2 separate regions of the Homo sapiens genome follow, and region 2 is linked to region 1. Evidence: read pairs that join two places in POLR2A ChIA-PET (ENCODE). Cell type or tissue: GM12878. All regions are shown on one strand. Each heading gives the region's core, and the rest is flanking DNA. Links, peaks and the distances in the headings are about the cores only.

Evidence for each region. Peaks named below come from ENCODE experiments on the same cell type or tissue, not always from the same donor. Only the 100,000 strongest peaks of a DNase experiment are listed, where the experiment ranks them.
Region 2: POLR2A ChIA-PET joins it to region 1 with 5 read pairs; 1 of 35 experiments calls an interaction of 5 or more read pairs at or near these places.

The regions. Positions count from the first base shown.
Region 1 is chr19:18,835,818-18,841,192 of GRCh38, reverse strand. All of the region lies in intron 1 of UPF1 (UPF1 RNA helicase and ATPase), which reads right to left. Among named protein-coding and RNA genes, the nearest start is that of UPF1, 6.5 kb to the right of the region's middle. In GM12878, for the core only: no CTCF peak of the experiment used is centred there; a DNase peak (open chromatin) is centred at 2,222; H3K4me3 peaks cover 1,385 bases; H3K27ac peaks cover 2,490 bases.
Region 2 is chr19:19,603,922-19,609,296 of GRCh38, reverse strand. All of the region lies in intron 1 of PBX4 (PBX homeobox 4), which reads left to right. Among named protein-coding and RNA genes, the nearest start is that of PBX4, 12 kb to the left of the region's middle. In GM12878, for the core only: no CTCF peak of the experiment used is centred there; no DNase peak of the experiment used is centred there; H3K27ac peaks cover 482 bases.

The DNA of each region.
Region 1 (5,375 bases), core at 80-5,079:
ACAGGGCTCACCAGCTCTTGTATGTTAGAGAATTCATCGTAGACGTTTCTACACGGAGGATGCAGCAGGGCTGCAAGCTATGCGCATGGATCCCCGTACTGAAAAAGAGGTGAGGACGGTGCAGGCAGCGCAGCTCTGACCAAACACCTCTGCCTGGGATCTGCAACCCCCTCTCCCAGGGCCGCCAGGAGCCTGCACTCGCTCTGCAAGGAGCTGATGCTTCAGGAAGATGCCATGCTCACTGTCACAAGGGCTCTCTAGAGCCCAACGAGCCACCTTTACACATCTAGACACCATCCTGGCAAAGGCCCACGGGACCTGAGAAGCCCGGCTGGGTTACCCGGCTCTTAAGCTGCTATTCGACCAACACAGAAAAAGGCACAAGGACCTGCTGCCAGCCACCAGACTCCAGGACCCAGCAGCCCTCCATGTATCAGAGAAAGCAGAACTTTGCTCTCATAGGTATGTGCTCCAGCAAGGAGAGCTCAAGGCCATGAACCCTCCGGAGCCCCGAACAGCACTGGTGCCAGGGCCCGGACCCACTCCTCCCACCAGCCCCTCCAGCCAGGCCCCTCGGCCCTGAATGCCACAGAGCACAGCTGGGTGTCACGGCCCTTCTCTGCCAAGCTAGACTATCCCGACCACCATGAAAGCACTCTCACCACCATGACAAGCACAAACTGCCCCTCAGTTGTGAGCTGCTGCCCAGCATGTGCCCTTTAGCTTCCTTGCAGCCGCTCTGGGGAGGCCTCTCCCTCTCACAAGGCCCTCAGGACGGTGCCTCCCCAGCGGAGAGAGCCCCGGCTCAGCCTGGGGAATTATGGACCCTGATGAGACCACAGGCAGGAGCTGGAGCTGCTTTTTAAGTCTGTGGCTCCCTGTGAGGACTGGGAGGGGGCAGCCGGTACCCTGGCAGTTCCCACAGGCACACACACTTACACACTTACTCATGCATACACACATGTACACACACAGCCCTGATCCCGGTGTCCTCCGTCTCCACTGCCCTGTGGCCCCTCCATCCATTCGGGGTCCAACCTGGGCCACAATGCCCAACCTCCAACACCACAGCCCCTCCCCTAACCCCCGCCACTGCCATCTCAGAGCCCTCCTCCCAGCCTTGGTCAAGGCACCCCAGCAGCTCCTAAAGGCTCCAGGACACAGCCCAGCCCCTGCCCTGGCCCCACTGGCCCCACATCCACCCTCCCTCCTTCTAGGCAAAGTGCTGTGCCCACCCCTCTGCCTGGCAGGTACAGCTTCTGAACAACTCCAGAGGCGCCATTCCCACAGGCTTTCCCTTAGCAGGGGAGCCCACTCCTACTCCTGGGGCCCTCACAGCACCCTGGCCAGGCGGCATGTGCTGTCTTCTAACAGTGCAACCGCGGGGGTCAAAGGCTTCACTCTCCCTCTGCTGGCCTCACTGCCCTCAGTCCCACAAGCACAGCAAGGCCAGGAAGTAAGAAAACAGCAGGGGATGGCTGAAGTCCAGGGCCAGGCTGAAGAGGTTGCCCAGCAGCTCGCAGAGGGTGCAAAAGTTAACAGACACGGGGCTTAAAGGCGGGGGAGCATGGGGCCAGGGCTTGGCCATGTTTCTGACCTCCCCAGGGCAGGGCTCAGTCTGAGGCGGTGGACACACCTCCCTAACGGGTGACCTTGGGCATGAGCACAGGGTCTGACAAGGGGTGGTGGGGAGGGAGCGGAAAGGAGCGAAAGAGAAATCAGAGACAGCAAGGCACTGCTGTGGTGGCTGCCCAATTCCGTAAATTTACTAAAACAGCACTAAGTTCTATACTTAAAGGGGCCAGGTGTGGTGGCTCATGCCTGTAATCTCAGCACCTTGGAAGGCCAAGGTGGGCAGATCACCTGAGGTCAGGAGCTCCAGACCAGCCTGGCCAACATGGTGAAACCCCGTCTCTACTAAAAATACAAAAAAATTAGTTGGGCATGGTGGTGCGCACCTGTAATCCCAGCTACTCGGGAGGCTGAGGCAGGAAAATCACTTAAACCCGGGAGGCAGAGGTTGTAGTGAGCCAAGATCGCGCCACTGCACTCCAGCCTGGGCGACAGTGCGAGACTCCGTCTAAAAAGAAAAGAAGGGGGTTCCCTGGTAGGTCATCAGACTTCAATCAAGCAATGAGAGAAATGTGGTGGTAGCTGATGGTGGTAAGCTTTTGTGGTGGTGGTAGCTAGGCTGAGAGGGAACTCTTTTTTTAGTTAGTCCTGGTATAGTATTAGTCATAATCCCCCACCCCGTCATCCTGAATCCGGGTAATTAATTGTGATAAAAATAGAAATTGTTTCGTGTATTCACCACTAACTGTAAAGTGTCAGCTCAGGTCACTTTCACATAATCACTGGGAAACTCCTAACAATTTGAAAACACACTCAGTAAGTCTACTAAGGGGTAAGTGCTGACCAAACACTTGCCAACACTCCTCCAGGTAAACGGCATCTTATCTCCAATGTTCTGGCACCCTAAAACCACACCTGGGCTACCAGAGGATTCAAAAAGCCAAAATGAAGTCATGAGCATTTTTTTTTTTTAAGATGGAGTTTTGCTCTTGTTGCCCAGGCTGGAGTGCAATGGCACAATCTCAGCTCACCGCAACCTCCACCTCCCGGGTTCAAGCGATTCTCCTGCCTCAGCCTCCCAAGTAACTGGGATTACAGGCATGTGCCACTATACCCAGCTAATTTTGTATTTTTAGTAGAGACAGGATTTCTCCATGTTGGTCAAGCTGGTCTGGAACTCCTGACCTCCGGTGATTCACCTGCCTCTGCCTCTCAAAGTGCTGAGATTACAGGCGTGAGCCACCAAGCCCGGCCTGGATTTTCTTCTTTTTATTAAGACAAGGTCTCACTCTGTCACCCAGGCTGGAGTGCAGTGGTGCGATCATGGACATTTTGCCCAGGCTGGTCTCAAACTCCTGAGCTCAAATGATCTGCCTGCCTCAGCCTCCCAAAGTACTGGGATTACAGGCATGGGCCATCGTGCCCAGCTACATGTGCAGATTTTAAACTCACCACTTTTCGGAACCCAAGACTGTATGGAACTCACCCCGCCTTGGTCATAATCTCAGGGCTCAGCAGAAGATGGTGTGTTCACCTGGACAGTCAAGGATAGGTCAGGACAATGGCTTTGAAGACAAAGTAGCAACTTTCTATCCTGAGTATTTTACCACTTCAAAAGGAAAAGTGAGCCCAGGTTTACACACTCAGAGAAGTGGAGGCAATACAGAGAAGTCTGGCAGGAGGAGAGTGAGGGCTGGACGACAGGTCGGCTAGGAGCTTTAGCTAGTTGTCCCTTACGATCCAGAAAGACAGCATGTTTTTCCTAGGGAAACAACTCATGCACTCAGAGTAAAATCCCAGTACGAGATGACTATTCAGCTGTGACTCCCACAGGCTACCAGGAGTGGAGACGGAACAGGCAGTGCAGACCTGACCTGAGGATGAAGGAACAAAGTGGGACCAGTACCAAGCAGCATCTATCTACAAGGTCACCCAGAGCACCTGCACAAAAACATGCGTGTTGCTGCCTAAAAGGTCTGTACCTACCCACAGACCTCATACTTTCAGGTGAGCTAAGAAAAGCAACTCAAACCAATAGGCACACATTTTTCCCACTGGATGTACACACTGCTTTGTTTACCCATTCATCTGCTGATGGCCACTGGGGCTGCTTCCGGTTTGGGGTTCTCATGAAGAGATGCTGTCAGCATTTGGCGCAGCCCTGCGTACACACACCTTCATCTCTGCTAGGTCACAGGTAGGTGTATGGCATGAGAGTTCCAGGCAGCACTTTTGCCAGGCTCAATGGCTCACTCTGTAATTCCAACACTTGGGAGGCCTGAGGTGAGAGGATCTCTTGAGCCCAGGAGTTCAAGACCAGCCTGGGTAACATGGCAAAACCCCATCTCTACAAAAAAAGAAAAATCAGCCAGACGTGGTGGCACACACCTGTAGTCCCAGCTACTTGGGAGGCTGAGGTGGAAGGATCGCTTGAGCCCAGGAGGTCGAGGCTGCAGTGACCCATGATAACGCCACTGCACTACAGCCTGGGTGACAGAATGAGACTTTGCCTTAAAACAAAAACAAAAAACCCAAGTAGCACTTTCAGCCTTTTAAAAAAAGTATGGCAGGCTGGGCGCAGTGGCTCACGGCTGTAATCCCAGCACTTTAGGAGGTAGAGGAGGGCGGAACACGAGGTCAGGAGATCAAGACCATCCTGACTAACATGGTGAAACCCTGCCTCTATAAAAATACAAAAAATTAGCCGGGCATGGTAGCACACACCTGTAGTCCCAGCTACTCGAGAGGCTAGGGCAGGAGAATCGCTTGAACCCAGGAGGTGGAGGTTGCAGTGAGCCAAGATTGTGCCACTGCACTCCAGCCTAGGCAACAGAGCGAGACTCCGTCTCCAAAAAAAAAAAAAAAAAAAAATGGGTGGATAGTGGTATCTCCCTGACTTTTCTTTCCAGTTTCATTGAGGCATAACTGACATACCATAAGCTGCAAATGTTTAGTGTGCCATTTTAGAAACTGACATACATCAATGTACTTAAACACCCATAAAACTATCACTACAATCACGATAATAAAAACGTCCATTACCCCCAAGTTTCCTGTGCCCTTTGTCACCTGCCTCCCCTTTCCCACCTTTCTGTCCAGCCACCACTGGTCTGCTTTCTATTGCTGCAGGCTAGCTGGCAATTTCTAGAATTTTTTTATGAATTAAATCATATGATGAATGACACATACAAAAAAGTAATTATTATGAGACACATCCATGTTGTTGCAGGTATCAATAGTTTGTTCCTTCTTAATACTGAGCAGTATTTCCAACTCTTAAGAGTTTCACTCTAGTTCCCGTTTGGAGGATCCAGGGCAGAAGCTACAGTCAAGAGGAAATATTCCAACCAGGCAGACCAAAAGGCTTGTAACACCAGCTATTATGCAAAGGACTTCTGAAATTACCTTCACTGTCCTGGGAGCAGGAGAAGTGGCAGCAGAGAAGGGCCCAGGAAAAGGTCAGATGCTCGAAAACTGTCCCTGTATCTTAAGGACACTTGGCAATACTGTGTCAGCGCTTTTCATCCCAGGATCTCAAGGGCTTTGATAAATATCAGTTTCATTTCATAAACAAGAAAAGGAGTGTTATCTGAACCAGCTCTGAGTGCAGGGAGTCACCCCTGCTGCCACTTTCCCATCCCGGTGGGGACACACTGTCTTTCAACACACATTAAGGGAAAACCAACTGCGCAAAACCAGTTCAGGTAGGGTTGGTATGGAAAGTGGCTACACACTGGAAAACAGTCTTGCAGTTACTGAAACCATTAAACCCAAGGTTACTACGCGGCCCAGCAGGTCTATAA
Region 2 (5,375 bases), core at 149-5,148, 770 kb before region 1:
ATTACAGGTGTGAGCTACTGCGCCTGGCTCTTCACTGTGTTTCTAGATAAGGAATCAAGTGGCCAGATAACTGGAGGGTAGTTGGATGGAGATTTGGGCATGCTCTATTGAACTCTGAGGCTGTACTGCCTGCCACCTGTCTCTGCTTTTCCCAGGGATCCTACAAAACTCACTTAAATCTGACATCGCTTCCTGCTCAGAGGAGCCCAGCTGATTGGGTGCCGTGGGAGATCAGACAGTCAGGCTCGGGCTTTACAGGACACTTTTAAAAGTACATTCTCGCAAATTAAATGTCATCTACTCAATAAACATGTATTTTGTGCCAGGTCTGGTGCTGGGCTTGGGAATGCAGCAGTGAGTTCTGAAAGGAGATTCATTATTTGGAGAGGCAGACATTGGAGAGTGCGGTGACACGGGGACCAGAGAGGGCAATGAGGAGTTAGCCCTTCAGCAAGACTAGAGCTTGTAGAGCATGGGCAATCAGAGTGCATGACTCTGGAGTCTAGGTGAAGTCAGGCGGGGGACAAGGAGCCTTGAGGAGATGGCCAAGATCTGGACTTGAGGCTTTGCCTAGGCAAAGAAAGTGGATGCGGCATTGTAGGCTTGGTGCAAGCATGCATGCAAGGCAGGCGTGGAGCATGAAGGCATGCATTGTGGTCCCATCGGGCATGAGTGGTGGGCGTGACCTTGGAAGGGAGACTCGGGGGTGACTGCCTGCCTCAGCTGCTGTCCGACCAAGCATGGCCTTGAACTCCTTGCCAGGTAAGGAGTGAGCACGCGGTTTGTTCCAGACTTGTACAGTGTAAGTACTTTGCAAAGTATTCTGACCTTTCTAAGGTATTTGTCCTGGTTTGTTTTGTTCTGTTTTGTTTTGTTTTGTTTTTGAGACGGAGTCTCACTCTGTTGCCCAGGTGGGAGTTCAGTTTTCTTTCCTTTTTTTTTTTTTTGAGACAGGGTCTCACTTGCCTAGACTGGAGTGCAGTGGCACGATCTTGGCTCACCACAACCTCCGCCTCCCAGGCTCAAGCGATTCTCCTGTCATAGCCTCCTGAGTAGCTGGGATTACAGGCGCTGGTCACCACAGCCTGGCTCATTTTTGCATTTTTGGTAGAGACGAGGTTTCACCATATTGGTCAGGCTGGCCTCAATCTCCTGACCTCAAGTGATCTGCCCGCCTCGGCTTCCCAAAGTGCTGGGATTACAGGCGTGAGCCACCGCGCCCGGCCTGCAGTTTTACTTCTTAAGAGCAGGGAACATAAGTTCTAAATTTTTGTTTGTACCTAGGTTTGTCTCCAGGAGATGTATAATATTGCTGACTGCTTTTGTCAGCTAAAATAATCCTTCTAGAACTGAGAATAATCAAGGATAATCGATCTATCCTTGGTTAAGGTGTTAGAATCATTGTTGCTTTCAGGAAGACTTTTTCAAGTAGTATTCTATTCCATAGGGACTGAAATCTCTGAATATATCTTTAAATGAAATTCCCAAGTAATTTAAAATGATACCTTGATGAGGAAAACAGATTGTTCTATAATTTGGGAAAGTAAATTATAGCTAAAATTATCAGCTAAAACATACTGTTGGTAGATACCAGAATGTGGATTATGTTTTTATTCATTTTCATGTTCCTTAGCCCTTATACAAGGACCAGCATATGGTACTTCCACAATAAATGTTTGTCCCATAAATATTGAATAAATGAGGTTGAAGGGGGATAAAGCTCTATGCTTTCACTTTCTGGCATTTTCTATATGACTCTCAATTGTTTTGCTATAGATTTTGAATATTGGTTTAAAAATGATATTCAGAATTTTGGTTTTGGGCTTTTTTTGTTTTTGTTTAGGTTAGAAGACTCCTTGGAAGTCAATTTAAAAGATTTACTGTTCTTCCTTTTTTTCGAATTTTTCTCATAAACATTAGCATTTTAAAAAACTCAGATATGTGGCCAGGCGCAGTGGCTGACGCCTATAATCCCAGCACTTTGGGAGGCCGAGGTGGGTGGATCACTTGAAGTCAGGAGTTCTAGACCAGTCTGGCCAACGTGATGAAACCCCGCCTTTACTAAAAATATAAAAATTAGCCAGGAGTGGTGGCGTATACCTGTAATCCCAGCTACTTGGGAGGCTGAGGCACAAGAATCGCTTGAACCTAGGAGACAGAGGTTGCAGTGAGCTGAGATCATGCCACTGCATTCCAGCCTGGGCAACAGAGCAAGACTCTGTCTCAAAAACAAACAAAAAAATTCAGATATGTGGATTTGGTAGAATATGTCATATACTTGTGTTTTTTGTTTGTTTGTTTGTTTTGAGACAGAGTCTTGCTGTGTCACCCAGCCTGGAGTTCAGTGGCGCGATCTTGGCTCACTGCAACCTTCACCTCCTGGTTTCAAGTGATTGTCATGCCTCAGCCTCCCAGGTAGCTGGAATTACAAGCATGTGCCACCATGCCTGGCTAATTTTTGTATTTTTAGTACAGACGGGGTTTCACCATGATGGCCAGGCTGGTGGCCAGGCTGGTTTTGAACTCCTGACCTCAGGTGATCCGCCCGCTTCAGCCTCCCAAAGTGCTGGGATTACGGGCATGAGCCACGGCACCCAGCCATAACGTGTCATATACTTGTTAGACATACCAGCACCAACCCCATTTTTCTCCCAACGGTCCCCATTCTCTGGCTTCCAGTCTATCTCATTATCAACTCTCTATTGCTTTATAAGAAATCACCGCAAGCCTAGCAGCTTAAAACAGCAGATATTTATTATCTCACAGTTTCCTTGGGTCAGGATTCTGGGCACAGCTTAGCTAGGTCCTCTGCTTAGGGTCTCACAGGGCTGCAGTCAAGGTGTTGGCTGGGCTATGTTCCTATCCAGAGCATGGGGTTCTCTCCCAGTGTCGCATGGTTGATGGAAGAATTCACTTCCTGCAGTTGAAGCACAAAGGTCCCTGCTTTCTTCCTGGCTGTCAGTTGAGGCTGCTCTCAGCTTTAGAGGCTGCCTGCAGTTCCTGCCACCAGCTGTCATGACATGGCAGCTGGTGCCAGTGGGTGACTCTCTAGTCATCTAAGGTGGAGTCTTAGATAACAACATAACCATGGCAGAGATGATACCATCACCTTTGGCACATTGCAAGTCACAGGTACTTCCTGAACTCAAGGAAAAAGGATTATATAAGGACATGACTCACTGGGGGTTACCTTAGGGTGTGTCTGCCAAGTAAGTGATTTCATCCCCTTGGGGAAGGTCTCACTAGTCAGTCCCCTTTTCCTCACTGATTTGCAGCAGCTGCTTGATCACTGCTAGCTCAAAGACATGCTCAAAGCTTGGGAACTTGTTTTCTTTTCATAGTAAGCCACAGAAACTATGAAATTACTTTGTATGCATTAAAAAGTGCTTTCTACTGTATCTAAAGTAAAATATTTTATAAGGAGAAAACTGGTAAAAAAAAAAAAAAAAAAAAAAATCCTAGAGCCTTTACAGAAGCAGAAGAGCCAACTTCATTTTCTTTCCTCTTATTGTTAAAATTAAGTTTCCAGGCCAGAAACAAGGCTCACGCCTGTAATCCTAACACTTTGTGAGGCCAAAGTGGGAGGATTACTTGAGCCCAAGAGTTTGAGACCAGTCTGGACAACATAGGGAGAACCCGTCTCTGTTTTATTTATTTATTTATTTATTTATGAGACAGGGTCTCACTCTGTCGCCCAGGCTGGAGTACAGTGGTGTGATCACAGCTCACTGCAGCCTTGATCTCCTGAGTTCAAGCGATCCTCCCACCTCAGCCTCCCTAGTAGCTGGGACTACAGGCATGTGCCACCAAACCCAGATAATTTACTTTTTGTATTATTATTATTATTGTTATTATTATTATTATTATTATTATTATTATTTTGAGACAGAGTCTTGTTCTGTCACCAGGCTGGAGTGCTGTGGCGCAATCTCAGCTCACTGTAGCCTCCACCTCCCAGGCTCAAGTGATTCTCCTGCCTCAGCCTCCTGAGTAGCTGGGACTACAGGTGCGCGCCACCATGCCCAGCTGAATTTTGTATTTTTAGTAGAGACGGGGTTTCACCACGTTGGCCAGGATGGTCTCTATCTTTTGGCCTCGTGATCCACCTGCCTTGGCTTCTCAAAGTGCTGGGATTCCAGGCGTGAGCCACTGTGTCTGACAGTTTTTTGTATTTCTTATAGAGCTGGGGTTTCACCATGTTCCCCAGGTTTCTTCTATTTTTATATTAAAATATATTTTTTTTAAAGAGAAAAAGTTAAATTTCCAGAAGATGAGCTATAATCAGAGTCCATTTAAATTAATGTTAATACCACTTCTATGGAAAGAAAATGTTTAATATTTTAAGCTGAATATCTCGTGTGATCAATGACTGTATACCTTATAAGAAAGACTAACATGGCCGGGCATGGTGGCTCACACCTGTGATCCCAGCACTTTGGGAGGCCGAGGCAAGTGGATCATGAGGTCAGGAGATCGAGACCATCCTGGCTAATACCATGAAACCCTGTCTATACTAAAAACATAAAAAATTAGCTGAGTGTGGTGGCACGCGCCTATAGTTCCAGCTACTCAGGAGGCTGAGGCAGGAGAATCACTTGAACCTGGGAGGTGGAGGTTGCAGTAAGCCAAGATCGCGCTACTGCACTCCAGCCTGGGTGACAGAGCGAGACTCCATCTCAAAAATAAAAATTAAAAATAAAGAAAGACTAATGTTCAGGTTAGATTTTGGGAAGTTCATATGTCATCTCATCCCCCACAAACATTTTATATTTGAAGTTCAGAGACAAAGATCTTAGTTCTGCACCCCAGTTGTATTCCTTTTTTTTTTTTGAGATGGAATCTCGCTCTGTTGCCCAGACGGGAGTGCAGTGATGTGATCTTGTCTCGCTGCAACCTCCACCTCCTGAATTTATGTAATTCTTGTGCCTCAGCAAGTAGTTGGGATTACAGGTGTACACCACCATGCCCATCAAATTTTTGGCATTTTTAGGAGAGACAGGATTTTGCCATGTTGGCCAGGCTGGTCTCAAACTCCTGACCTCAAGTGATCCCCCCATCTCAGCCTCCCAAAGTGCTGGGATTACAGGCATGAGCCACCATGCCCAACCTCTCATGGTGTTAATCAAATCTGATTTCTGTTGTGAAGTTATTGATTTTCAGATACATTATTCAGCTGTGGCTTTTAATAATGGATCTTTTAATAATGGACGCTTGGATGACAGAGTTATAGGATTTAAAATCATCATAATAGTAAATGTTAATAGCATAGTACTCATCAAAGTTGTTCACAGAAGTTCTGCTACATGCACATACCAGCTACCCTATTCTTTTTTTTTTTTTTTTTTGAGATGGAGTCTCGCTCGCTGGGATGCAGT